Linked DNA regions of Homo sapiens: region 2 is linked to region 1. A link is a contact called in ENCODE Hi-C or POLR2A ChIA-PET data. All regions are on one chromosome and are shown on one strand. Each heading gives the region's core, a stretch centred on a gene start or an enhancer-like site at or near the end of the contact. The rest is flanking DNA. Distances are from core to core; before and after follow the strand shown.

Evidence for each region. A loop is a pair of places that touch in the nucleus more often than their neighbours do. ChIA-PET counts read pairs that join two places held with the same protein, here RNA polymerase II (POLR2A). Pooled maps may share reads with other maps.
Region 2: a loop to region 1 is called in a pooled map, with 2.0 times the contacts of the local background. The contact joins two enhancer-like sites. A Hi-C loop is called at or near these places in 2 of 50 pooled maps. POLR2A ChIA-PET finds 5 or more read pairs at or near these places in 4 of 52 experiments (activated CD4-positive, alpha-beta memory T cell, activated CD8-positive, alpha-beta memory T cell, activated T-cell and 1 more).

Annotation. Positions count from the first base shown.
Region 1 is chr14:54,689,181-54,696,490 of GRCh38, reverse strand. The region is part of intron 2 of SAMD4A (sterile alpha motif domain containing 4A); the gene reads right to left. Among named protein-coding and RNA genes, the nearest start is that of SAMD4A-AS1, 4.9 kb to the right of the region's middle. Within about 2 kb of position 4,755, at least 12 of the 41 ENCODE cell types and tissues checked have a DNase peak (open chromatin) inside an H3K27ac peak, as active enhancers do.
Region 2 is chr14:54,528,177-54,535,486 of GRCh38, reverse strand. CGRRF1 (cell growth regulator with ring finger domain 1) reads right to left here. Exons shown (of 6, transcript NM_006568.3): 3 at 5,261-5,438; 4 at 4,437-4,584. Among named protein-coding and RNA genes, the nearest start is that of CGRRF1, 22 kb to the right of the region's middle. Within about 2 kb of position 2,711, at least 2 of the 41 ENCODE cell types and tissues checked have a DNase peak (open chromatin) inside an H3K27ac peak, as active enhancers do.

The DNA of each region.
Region 1 (7,310 bases), core at 3,506-6,005:
CAAGAAATGGCTAGGAATTAAATGCACACACAGAAGAAGTACTGGTGAAATAAATGTGCTAAAAGGCAGGAATATTGGTGGGTTTTACATGGTCAAAGACTCCTTGGAAGAATGTTACAAAGTCAATCCTAGACACATCATGTACTAAAAGCTTCTAAATATAGTGCAACTCTGCACAACTCAAAAGTGGATAACCACACACACCATGTATTTATTTGTAGAGATATTTTTCAGCCCAGGGCACCTGAAAAATCAGGGCAAAAATACCAACATGGCAAATGGTGGGATTCTTGTGTTGGCACCTGCACTTGAGTTTGTCTCCCAAGGTACCCTCTTGAGCTAGAGGTGACCAGAGAAGAATCCCCATAATTTGGTGGGAGCCCTGCTAGTGGTATGGATTAGACCAGTTGTGATGGGGAACCCAGTCTGGAGTTATGAGCCCTTACAGCTGCAAGTAGTGTTTTGAAAAGGTACAAAGGATTGAAAAGATATAAACCCTCCCCCTATTTTCTTTTTCTTTTTTTTTTTTTTTTTTTTCTGAGATGGAGTCTCACTCCGTCACCAGGCTGGAGCACAGTGGCATGGTCTTGGCTCACTGTAACCTCCGCCTCCTGGGTTCAAGCGATTCTCCTGATTCAGCCTCCCAAGTAGCTGGGATTACAGGCATGCGCCACCACGCCTGGCTAATTTTTGTATTTTTAGTAGAGATGGGGTTTCACCATGTTGGCTAGGCTGGTCTTGAACTCCTGACCTCATGATCCACCTGCCTTGGCCTCCCAAAGTGCTGGGATTACAGGCGTGAGCCACCGTGCCCGGCCCTAACCCTCCCCCTATTTTCAAGGAAGGTGATTGCGGGCTTCCAGGGTGGCCTCCATTGATCCTAGACTACTGGTATTCACCTATGTGCTTTTCTCCCACACTGAATGAGAGCTGGTCTATGTGACCAAGAGTGTGCAGTGGAGGCGTTCTGACCTTAGGTCATAAAAAGCATTGCAGCTTCTACCTTGCTGTCTTGGTTCACTTGTTCTGGGGGAAGCCAGTCACACCAATTATGAAGATGCTCAGGCATCCCAGGGAGAGACCTGTATGGGGAGGAGTTCAGGCCTCCTGCCAACAGCCAGAATCAACTTGCCAGCCATGTGAGTGAGCTTGGAAGTGGCTCCTCCAGGTCTAGTTTATTTCTTGACTACAGCTTTGTTGGAGACCTTAAGGCAGAGCTTCCCAGCCAGGCTGTTCTAAATTGCTGACCCTCAGAAAACTGAGATAACTTGTTGTTATGTTAAGTCATTAAGTTTTAGGGTAGTTTGTTACACAGCAATAGTTAATGAATACAGAGAGCTTTTGGTTACTTGGTAAAGATCACTTCAAAATGCTACTGTCCCTTGGATTCACTAGAAAAGGCAGGCATCTATGTAGTGGACTGTATAGACCATTATGACCATTCCAGTCTTTTCTGACAGCAGAAGGTCATCAGGTGCTGGTCATTCAAAGGCATCTGACCATCCTCAAAAGGCAAGAACCAGGTACCTCTTGCCCTAGCAGATACTTCCAATGAGCCCTTTACCTTTCCAGAGTAGAGATCTGGTCATTTCTTCCATGGAGACTTTCCATCTGTAGTTACTTTTTCCCCAGGTACCGGCACAGCTGGGTGCTCCAGGACTGCTCCTTTACTCCTTGAGGACCCAGGCCAGCTGGGAAGTAGTCCTGAGATCTCAGCCAAGGACTCAAGTTAGGGTTAGGATTCACCTTCAGATTTCTGACCTCCTGGCCATGACCAGTCAGGAGGTCTGAGGCTGGCCATTCCCAGAGGGCACAAAAACCAGGCCAGCTCCCCCAGCCACCTGCCTCGGTTCTGACCTCTGGCCCATGAGTATGCAGACAACTCCACGTTTGTATTTCCAGCCCAGGTTTCTCCCCTGAGCCCCAGATTCACACTCCAACTGCACCCTCTCCATGCTCACTCAGATGATCTCAAAGTCAACATGTCCACAACCCAACTCTTGCTCTCACTCTCACCACATCTGCTTCTTTGCTCCTCTTTCCTATCTCAGCAGATGGCTTTCCATCTTTCCAATTGCTCAGGTCAAAACCTTGGAGTATCCTTGACTCCTTTCTCTCATATCCTGCATCTAACCTCTCCATAAATCCTATGGGCTGAATCTTCAAAATACATCTGGAATGTGACTACCCCTCACCATGTTTCTGCATATCCCCACCCTCTCCAGTAGTCTCTTATCAACCATAACAATCATTTCTAAAAGAAGGATCTTTTAAAACTAGAAGGTAAGTCATGTCACTCCCCTGATCAAACATGTCAATGGCTTCCCATCTCAGAGTAAAAGCCAAAGTCCTTATGATGGCCTGTTAGTCCCTCTATGATCTAGCCTCCACCCTTACTACTGACCCTCTCCTGTTTCAGTCCATCCTGGCTGCTGTGATGTTCCTTCAACATATCAGCCGCGTGCCTGCCTCAGAACCTTCACACTTGCTGCTTCCTCTGCCTGGAACACGTTTCCCCCACACCCATGTTTAGCCTCTCTCAGCTCTGTCTTTGCTCAAATGTCACCTTCCTAATGAGATCTTATCTGTCTACACTATTTTAAATTGCCCACCCCACTCTCTCACCTTACACTCCCTTATTCCCAGGTCATGCTTTGTTTTTTCCATAGCGCTTACCACCATGTGACCTGCTGTACAGTATGCTTATTTCTGGCCCCTCTCCATTAGAATGCAAGCTCCATGAGGGTAATGAGGGTGTCTCCATTTTTTCATGCATTAATAGTTCCTTCTTAATTACAGTTTTTTTTTGAGACAGGGTCTTGCTCTGTTGCCCAGGCTAGAGAGCAGTGGCACAATCACAGCTCACTGCAACCTCAACCTCTTAGCCTCAAGCCTTCCTCCCACCTCAACATCCTAAGCAGCTCGGACTACAGCCATCTACTACCACATCTGGCTAATTTTTGTATTTTTTGTAGAGATGGAGTCTTGCTTTGTTGCTCAGGTTAGTTTCAAATGATCCTCCTGCCTCAGCCTCCCAAAGTACTAGGATTACAGGCATGAGGCACTGCGCCCAGCTAATTATGGCCTTTTGTTTGATAGTGTTTTAATAGTCGTTTGGATTTCTTCAAAATGTTAGGTATTTCCTAGAAGTTTCCTTTAAATGGAAGGCTTAAGATAGAATAGACGACCTATAAACAATAGTAGGTACCAACTGTCACACACAAACTGTTCAGTTGCCCCTTTCTCATTCAACTTTGTTGTATTCTGATTATTTTTAGCTTTAACATCAAATAAAAACAGGAACATGGAAAAGAGGAAAATAAAATGATTAGCTCAATTTTCAAAGTCTTTACTACCCCCCCCTTTTCAATATTCTGTTTAAGATGGAAAGTTTCCCCATTGTTTTTTGCTAGAAAACAAAAGCAAAATGGGTGCTTTTTGTGATTGTAACTGACACCCATTAAAGTAATCTTCGTGAAAAGGATTTGAGAGGCTGAGACAGCAGAATGAAATATATTTAATACAACTCTTGCAAACATCTGTTGAAGAAGGAAAGAAAAACAATGTCAACAGGGTTAAGACTGTTATATGTCTGATTTTTTTGCGGGGGGGGGCACTAAGTGATTGTTTCAATAAGGCCTCATAGGAATGGGTCTCCTAAGAGTTATATAAATTAGAGATGAAAAAAATGTTACCTCACTCGACAAACACAAGACACATTCTTGTAAACCACACTCGACTAGTTTTTTACACCAAAAACCCCTCAGAGGAGAGGCTGGAAGTGTTCTAAACACAGGAAGCTTTCCCACTCTCTAATCTTCAGCGCCGCCCTCACACTCCAGACCACCACTGCCAAAACCCCACACACCACAGAGTGACACTCCAATAGTACCTTAAAATAATGAATTAGCAATCCTCATGCTGACCTTGCAAAGGAGAAAAGTGTGCTTTCTGCTTCTACACTTAGATTTAGCCCCTGTTGCACAAGAGGCTCTAGACATGAGAGTCCCAAAAGGAGCACGGCATTGTCCACGTAACCTAACTGCAATAATATTTTACAAAGAACTCCAAGGCCAGCATCCTTGGCAATGTCCAGACAGTCAACAGAGGAGTATCTTGGGAGGAGTATAAACAGACTGAATCACAAAAGAATAGTTCATGCTTAATTCAGTGGAGCAAACGGAACAACAGCCATGCCACACAACAGGTTTATACACCTCAGGAAGTCTGGGAAGGGCTGGAGTGCACACATCCCACCCCTGACACCAGGGAGCCATTCTATATCTTTACATGACTGTGAACTGTGAAGTCACTGGGTCCCACGCTTTCTAAAATAACGAGGAAGTTGCTCAACAACTTATAGACAAAATTTCCCAACTCAAGAGATGGGATCCAAAGTGTAAGTGTGAATGTAAGAGCCCTGTGGTGTGGTGTGTAACCATGTAAATATTGTCACCAAGGAACAGCATGTAGATATTCCCAAAATATGCATGTTAGCAATGTTGATAGTAAAATGTATGTATCACTCATTTAGGTATGAAATATGAAATACACGTACAAGTCATCCAATGGGGGACAGAATGAACAATTTTGTGGAGGCAGGATATTCGAGTCCATAGTCACAAATTAACTGATACTCTTTTTGGAAAGAAAGGCCTGGCTAACTGTACAAGGACAGAGTTGGGTGACCCTGGAACATATTCAGCCTGGCTCTCCTGTCCTCCTGGGGCACAGCCCTGTAGAGGGAGCTAGAGGCACACCTCCCTTCCTGCTTCCCCTCCAGCCGCCAGCCAATGCTGGGAATTTCTGCAACAGTAAGCAGTAAAAGGCTGCTGATTTTCACCTGTTACTTGTGCACCAAACTCATTTTCAGGTTAGTAGGTCTATTGATGCAATCAGAATAAGATTTTTCAGATTTTTTTTTTTTTTTTTTTTTTTTTTGAGAAGGGAAGCTACTTTTTCATTGCTGAAGTCCTTGGGCAGTGGGTAAGAAGAAAAGGTAGGAAGGATGATGGTGAAGAATGCACTTCTCTAAATAGGAATGAGAATGGCTGAGGCCATTTCCCTCCTTCTGGGTATCCTGCCATGAAATTGAGTAGACCTAGGGCTCAGTGGCTGGACCAGAATCAGGAGGACTGATCAGATGAGGGCCCTTGGCTTTGGCCACATTGGTGGGGATGCTACAGAAGGAGACAAGACCTCAGAGCTCATAGGGATAATGTCTCCAGACAAGGGCCTCATCCTTCCCAAGTTGCAAGCATGCTGCCATCTAGAATTCTACAACAAAGGCAGGCACAAAAACAGTGAGAGGGCTCAGGCAGGGAAAGGTAAGGGGGAGCAGAAAGGCCCAGTAGGACGGAGAGGAGCAGACGCAGAGGCAGAGTTGAGAACCTTGTCTACAGACCCACACAGCCCAGTGCAGGCAGGCCTGTGGGCTGTGTTGTAAGCACCCTGCACTGCTGAGAAGCTGGAGAGAGGACAAACCTGGCAGGAAGGAGCTCCTTCCTGGAAACAAACCTTCTAAACTCTATGGAGGAAGGCAGAAGGCAGCAAGGGGCCCCTATGTCCAGGGAGTTTGGAAACTAACCATTGTCTGCCCTCCCTCAACTCTACCCCAGGGTCTGAGACACATGGCTCAGTGAGGAGAAAGACAAAGCTAACTTCTAGCCACAATGGTTCTGAGCTGGGAGTGACAGCACTGGCCTACTGTGTTGTTTGAATCTAGCTTCATACCATCACCTTTGGAAGTGGTTGTATTTATTAATCTATCAGATATCTGTCTTTGGTTCCTATCAATGTATATGGCCTAGTGCTAGGATCTGTCCTTTTCAATGACATTTGTGGTATCAGAGATAGCCAAAGGGAAAGTTTTGTACCCATAGAAGTGTCTGTAACACAAATAACTTGGGGAGAATCAGACCAATGGGGTAGAGAAATACTTGGAGAAGGGCTCCATTTCTAGAACCAACAGGCAACACTGTAAGGAGTAGAATCCATCTTCTAAAGTACTCCTAGGCCCTCCAGCCAGGACTCAACACATTATTTGGCAGAAAAAAAAAAAGAGCTTAGTCTATTATCACTATACCAGTGGAGACTTAACCTCTGGCTGTTTGAATCTCAAAAGAGATCACTATTATTTATCATTACATACTCTCTGCTGTAGATATGTCTTGGACACATCTGAACCCTCCCCCTCCTGCTCCTATCATCATCTGTGATGTAGTTTAAGAATCCACCTCTCTCCCCAAATGCCATTTACCCATTTGGGCCCTCATTGCCTTTTCTCTACCACAATTGAGCTCAGTGACTTGCATATCTGTATAACACCCCCCCCACTTCACCCCTCCTTGTGGGTGGGGACAGTCCATCCACTTCTGTGTCTCCTACTCCCTCACCCAGGTTAGTGCTGATCACACAGCCTTGCTAGACCAACCTGGTCCAAAAAAGATTCATGCACTTTTTCTATTATGGCTGATGACATGGCACATCTGTTCCTCCTCAGCTTTGTGTCTCTGATAAGTATCAATAGCAGGAAATCTCTGGACCAGCGCAGAATGGTGAGGGGACACTGAGGCTCCAGCAGAAGGGGAGGGCTGGCCTGTCTTCACAGATGATGTCCCCAGCGTCTTCACATCAACACCCCTCCCTTGGCCTTCACCAGGTCACATGTCCAATGTATTTCTGCTAAGAGCCCCCTCCTCTTGCCTCTACTCAGTCACAGACACAGGTAGGGTAGTCAAGTCACCTGGACAATCGGAGCCCAAGATGCTGGTTGTTAGCGCCTAAGATGGGTTCAGTTGTCTTGGCGGCTCCTTTCTAAGGTATTCACTCTTAAGAACTGTAGGAGTATCAGGTGCTCTAAGTGACTTGGGGAAAACAGAATGATAATATGGCGTGGGGAATGAGAGCACAGATGCTAGCCATGTTGTCTGAGCTTCCATTGAATGAGCTGTGTGAACTTGGGCAATTCACTTAACCACTCTGTGCTTCAGTTCCTCCATCTGGAAAATGGGCTACCTCCTAAGATTGGTGATGTTTGAGTTACTTAATCTTTGTAAAGCATGGGACCATCATCTGGCCCATGGTGAGTACTATGTGGTTGTTAGCTGCTCACCACCAATCTAAGGGACCAGGATCATGCTCCATGGGGCTCTCTCCTACAGGATGGGGACAGGAGGAGACCCAAAGCCCTAAGGCACTGGTTCACAAAGTATGGAGGAGGGGCATGCCTGGAAAATTGTTAGAAATACAACCTCTGGGCCGGGCGCGGTGGCTCATGCCTGTAATCCCAGCACTTTGGGAGGCTGAGG
Region 2 (7,310 bases), core at 1,462-3,961, 160 kb after region 1:
CCCGGGCAGCTCACTGGCTGCAGATGTAAAACTTTGATCTGATCATAAGAAAAATCAGACAAACAAAATGAGAATGTTTTAATTTACAAAAAGTGTGTGTGTGTGTGTGTGTGTGTGTGTGTGTGTGACTATACCCTTCAAAAATGCTCATGTCATAAAAGACAGAGTATGGAAATGTTCCAGGCTAAAGGAAGCTAAAGATCCATGACAAATACAAAATCTGGCTCTAGACTAGAACCTGAACTGGAGAAGAAAATTGGTTGTGAATTGGATAAAATACTGTATCAATGTTAAATTTATAAAGCAGATGACTATACTGTGGTTATATAAGAAAGCATCCTTATTTTTAGGAAATACACACTGAAGCATTTAGGGGTAAAGAATCATCACGTATGCAACTTATTCTCAAATCATTGATTTAAAATATATATACGATCATATATATGTGTATGTATAAACATATGGGTAGGCTGGGTGTGGTGGCTCACGCCTGTAATCTCAGCCCTTTGGGAGATCACAGTGGGAGTACTGCTTGAGCTCAGGAGTTTGAGACCAGCCAGGGCAACACAGTAAGATCCTGTCTTTAGAAAAAAATTTTTTTTAACTTAGCTGGGCACAGTGGTACATTCCTGTTGGCCCGGTTACTCAGGAGGCTGAGGCAGAAGGATCACTTGAGCTCAGGAAGTTGAGGCTGCAGTGAGCCATGACTGTGCCACTATATTCCAGCCTGGTGATAGAGCAAGATCCTATCTCAACCAATCAATCAATACACACATACATACATAAATGGGAGAACAATAATGCAAAGGACAGAAATGCTAACAATAGGAGATCCAGGTGCAGGGTATATGGGTGATCTTTTACTTTTTTATTTTTGCAACTTTTTGAAATTATGTACAAATAAAAAGTTTTAAAACCCTACATTAGTTGCAAAAACACAATATTCTTTACAAGTTTATAAAGATTTATTAATTTAGTAATGGCACCAGAGGCTTTTAATACTAAATCAAAATGATGGGGTTAGTAGAAAATAGTAGTTATCACTTCATACTAACAATTTTGTCCTCTGGGAGCAGTGGCTCACACCTGTAACCCCAGCACTTTGGGAGGCCGAGGCGGGTCGATCACGAGGTCAGGAGTTCAAGACCAACCTGGCCAACATGGTGAAACACCATCTCTACTAAAAATACAAAAATTAACTGGGCGTGGTGGTGCGTGCCTGTAGTCCCAGCTACTCGGGAGGCTGAGGCAGGAGAATTGCTTGAACCCAGGAAGCAGAGGCTACAGTGAGCTGAGATTGTGCCACTGCACACCAGCCTGGGCGACAGAGCGAGATTCTGTCTCAAAAAACAAAAAAAAAACCAATTTTGTCATTTGATTTAATATTAAAAGTCTCTGAAGCTATTATCATACTAGTTATATATGTAGTTGTGGGTAAATATTTGATATGGAAAAAATGTTTGAATATACTACTAAGTGAAAGCAGGTCACAAAATAGTATAAAATGTATAATTTTATCCCTTTTTTAATTACATATATAAAGATTTGGAAAGATACAGACAAATATTCACAGTGATTATTTTTGGATGATAGAATACAGATTATTATACTTCTCTCCTTTTGGCTTATCTACACTTTCTAATTTTTTTTCCTGCCACAAATGTATTATTTGAATAATACTGAAAAAAAGCCAATGTAATTAACTAAAAATGAAAAAATTTTAAAGTCAAAATTTTGTAGTAACAATTCCTGCTTTCCTTTTTTTAATCTAAAACAACAAAGTGGTTCCTAACTGTACTACCTAAATATAATTCTTTGCTGTTAAAATAAAAATGATTTTATTAATAAATTTTTTAAAAAAATATAGTCCCTGACACGCACATACAATACTGAAAAAACACATATGAAAAAGAAATAGGAAATGGTCCATTTGCTTTTAAAATTATAAACAGAGAACATTAATACAAAATACACTAATAAATATATTTGAGTGCCAATATTACCCCCAATCTAAGAAATAAGACGAGAAGCAAGGATTAACAGGAAAAAAGGAGGGAGCCCACAGATGAGAATAAAAGACATTCAAAAGGACCCAGACACAGAGACATACACAAAGCACAAGAGAAGATGGCTGTTAACCCTTGGGAGACACTCAGGCTTCCCTATGGGAACAAGCCTCCCACAACTACAGCTGGGCCACACAGTCTTCATCCAGTGTGATCAGGGACCTGAGAGCAAACTCTTCTCTGGCCTAAAAGGCCACTGAACTGAAAACACACACACAAAAATGGTTAAAATGGTAAACTTTATATATAAAATATATATATTTTACCACACAGATACACAATCACTCCCTGTTTGGACAGGGGAAGAAAGTTAGAAAAAAAAAAAGACCCTGAGCACCTAGAGAGCACTATCAGTGAAGGGAAAAGGAATGCAATGGGGAAGCTGGGAGGGAAAATGACTGCGATCTGATCCTTTTGTGCTGAACCAAAGGAAAAAGGAGAACAGAACCCAAGAAACTCAGCAGAGATGGGGCACACAGTGGGGGCAGAAGGGCTTCCTTGCCCAAGTACACAGGGTCAAGAACAAAGAAGCTAGAAATAGGAGACACCAATTTAACAGGTTTTATTTATCTCTAACTGAAACTGAGAGAAAGGAGGGAGGAAGCCAGAAGGCCTCTCATGCACGCTAAGGTGCATGGGATGTACAGCTAAGGTGTTTCGCTGTCAAGCTCTATGAGGCTCATTAACATTGTCTAGTATGACTTTTTTTTTTTTTTTTTACTTATCAAATCTTTATTGAACCCCTATTATATCCTAGGCACTGTACTAGGTTCTGGAAATACACTACTGCTGGTATGACTTTTGTATTTTGTATTTTTATTGTATATATTTAAGGTGTACAACAGGATGTTTTGATATATATATACCTAGTGAAATGGTTACTATTATAATGCAAATTACGCATCATCTTACACAGTTACTTCCACTTTTTTTGCATGTGGCAAGAGCACCAAAAATCCCAAAAGCAATACCACATTAACTATAGTCTTTATGCTGTACATTAGATCTCTAGACCTGTTCATTTTATGTATCTGTAACTTTGTCTCTAGTGACCTACATATCCCCATTTCCTTCCCCTCTGCTCCCCATGACTTGGAAAAAATAAGCTGACCTCAGCTCAATGGAACTTCAGTTTGAAAATATTAAAAACCAAAAACCTAGGTGCTTAACTGCAAATGAGTAAGAAGGGTCTAGATTTCCCAAAGAGTCTTTACCTTCCAAAGCTCAATGTACACTTGTTGCAGGAAGATATTCCTGCTAAAAAAAATAAACTCAAAAAACAAAAACAAACAAACACACACAAAAAGCTCAGAGTCAAGCTCTTGTTCCATCTCTTACTGCCTGAATGACTGGGATTTTTCTTGACTCTGTTTCAGTCTGTGAAAGGAGAATATTTGCCCTGTCCTAAGAAACCAGGTTGTTAGAAGAAAAAAATAAGTTCATGTTTGTGAACGTACTTTGCATATTACGAATATCACAAAACAATGTTACCATATGTTTATTAATGAATAATCTATATTAAATACTTCAGAAAAGTAGTCAATTGTGTGTAAGGACATTTTTACCATGATACAATTTCATCAAAAGTTTATTTCATGTCTAAGTTTCTATTATACTCAGATGATTGTCAAAGTTTCAGTCCTCTTAGATCTCTAAGATACTTTTAACTTCCTAATAGGAATCAACTATCAGACTGAAAAAATAATTAGCACATAATGAGGAAAGGAGATTATTATAATTACTGAAAATACAGGGACCAGACATATAAGATATAGGTGCAGCAGGGACTTTGATGGAAACAAGGTGACTGCAAGCAGGCAAAAAAAGAGTGGATACTATCTTAAAATTGAGCACTTTCGATCATTATTGTGCTTATTTATTCACTGCTAAACATGTTCAGAATAAACATGCTTCCCAACAGACTGTTTCTATACAGCAAATATGACAGAATACAGAATGATGAAATTAACTTAATTCAACCATTATATATCTTTTATTTCCCAAATAAAGTCATATTACTGTGATCCATAAGGCAAAAAATGAGTCATACTCTGAAGGTACTGTTACACATATAAAAACTAAATAGGTGTATACAACCAAATAGGTGTTAATGATGAAACTAACTTAATTCAACCATTATATATCTTTTATTTTCCAAATAAAGTCATATTACTGTGACCCATAAGGCAAGAAATGAGTCATAATCTGAAGGTACTGTTTCACATATAAAAACCAAATAGGTATATAGTTGTTGTAGGCCAAATGCACATCCTCAGAAATTAAAATAAAACTTTTTCTATTTATCAAATAATGAAGAACCACCATTCAAATCACTTAAAGGTAATGCTTTCAAAATTTTCAATTACTTACAATATCATAAATTTCCCGGTCATCCTCATCAGCTAAGGTCAATAGCGCTACCAATGGATAGCGAGATCTGGGTACTGTACCAAAGTCTTCAATTTTAGTATCTCTTGGTAACTGGCAATATATTTCTTCTTTGCTATCCTTTTTAATACTTTTTGAAAATGTAAAGGTAAATTGCCACTATAACCATAAGAACAAAAATACACCAAAAATGATCAATAAGTTAGCAACACTTTATCCATAAGAAGTCTAATTTTCAGTGCTAATGGGTATATCAGATAAAAGGATACAAATACTGTTCCTGATAGAGACATTCACTCCACAGAGCATCTTCTAATGCTTGAGGAGTGCTTATTCTGAAGCAATAAACATGCTTCTAGTATACCAAAAATGATCAATAAGTTAGCAACACTTTATCCGTAAGAAGTCTAATTTTCAGTGCTAATGGGTATATCAGATGAAAGGATACAAATACTGTTCCTGATAGAGATATTCACTCCACAGAGCATCTTCTAATGCTTGGGGAGTGCTTATTCTGAAGCAATAAACATGCTTCTAGTATACCAAAAATGATCAATAAGTTAGCAACACTTTATCCATAAGAAGTCTAATTTTCAGTGCTAATGGGTATATCAGATGAAAGGATACAAATACTGTTCCTGATAGAGATATTCACTCCACAGAGCATCTTCTAATGCTTGAGGAGTGCTTATTCTGAAGCAATAAACATGCTTCTAGTATACCAAGAATGATCAATAAGTTAGCAACACTTTATCCATAAGAAGTCTAATTTTCAGTGCTAATGGGTATATCAGACGAAAGGATACAAATACTGTTCCTGATAGAGATATTCACTATACAGAGCATCTTCTAATGCTTGGGGAGTGCTTATTCTGAAGCAATAAACATGCTTCTGCAGAGCTTCATATAATTTTTGAACACTGCACCCCCAGTAGCATGTAAGGAGGCTATCTTCAAGGCAATCTGTTGTCAAGGTTATGCCAGCTGTAAAAAACAAAGGAGAAAGAATGAAAGTGATTTAATGTAACTTCTAATACAATCATACAGGGTGAGTAACAAAAGCTTCCTTTTGGATGCTGGCCAGGATGATGGCAGTTAAAAGAACTTGTTAAAGGGTATGCCTCCTATAAACGAAGGAACTGGCCTCTGTAACAAGAGATATAAAAGCTCAATGTCTACACATTTTTTGAGAGCTATCAAAAAACTATTTCTTACTATTTATCTATTAAAGCTTAGAAACTGTTAATTTTCTTTTTTGGCGACTCTAAGACATTTCCCATCTAGATTTTTAAAACTAAAATACAGTTCACTATTGATAACCTACCACTCTCATAGTGTATATGATCCTAACGACAAGAAACAGTGCAGCAGAATACAGCTGTCCTCTAAAGGGGATATGTACAACCTATAGGCTCCACAACATGATCGCTGTTGTAAGAAAAATATTAAAAAGAAACTGAGCTTTACTAACATTAATGTATACATTGACAACATTAACATACAGGCTTGTCACAGACTTAATGTCCCATGTAATATGCAAAATATCCTGAGGAAAAGAGTGGGGATTCCAAAACATAAAGAGTTTAATAGTGGTATCTTAATTCAGTTGTTCACTTTCAACTTAAGAAGATATAACAATTTGAGTAGACCTGATTAAATGGATATACAAATTGTAAGTAGATGTGAAATTATACAGTTTTATTTAACACTTGTATAGGACTTACTTTGTGTCACCTATGTGATTTCCCCCTCCTAGTGGTATTTGTAGCAATATCACATTCAAGGGTAGCAACATCCAGCCTTTCATACTGCTGGGGGTGCAAACTGTAGCAGCGCAAACTGTAACGTGTAGTACTCCTTGGCACTGATACACTGACTAGATAAAAAGGGCCTGGTTTTGGTCATTGTTCCTGGCTCAACAGCCTTGGCATCTGATTTTGGCTCTCCAAACCTGCCAGCAATTCTGTAAGCTACCCAATATCCTTTTATTGAAGTTGTTTCTGTTGCTTGCTAATAAGAATTCTGATTGATATATTACCTATTTTTTAAAATGTGATCAAGAGTATATGTTAGAAGAAGATACACAAATACAAGCAGATGCTCCACAGGATACCAAAAACTGATTTTTCCAATTTTACTCTCAGTATTTAGTAGTATGTACACACAGTCTGAGAGTCTGAGTAGCATTGATACATGGCCATTTCTAATCATACTTAAGGAAAAATTTTAATTGGTAGGAACTTTGCATAGGTTAATTGGAGCAGGCTTTGATTTCAAATTTTTATGATTCCAATCATCAGGTATTAACTCAAGAATGAAAAATTCCATTTGATATTAAATAGCTGAAGGAAAACATTTTATTTATACATACACAAATACATATACACACATATACACACACATACAAAATCACACATATTTTTCCCTTTGTCACTGTAGAACCACATAACATGAGGCAGAAGAAAAAAGCTGGAGGTAGATACGAAAGGAAAAAATAGAAAATGCATATTTTAAAACATTGAAAAAGAAAAAACAAGAAACACAAAATGATTATTTATTATTGTATTACTAGCAAAAATGTGAAAAGATATATGTATAAGGCTACTCATTATAGCACTAGTTATCATAGCAAAATGCTGGAATAAACCCAAATGTTCATCAATGCGGATTAAATGAATAAATATAGTACTCTACAATAAAGTACTAAGAAGCTATTAAAAGTGAATAGGAAGGCGGAGGTTACAGTGAGCCGAGATCGTGCCACTGCACTACAACCTGGCTGACACAGTGAGACTCTGTCTCTTAAAAAAAAAAAAAAAAAAAAAAGAATTGAGGTATATCAGAGTATCTGCACAC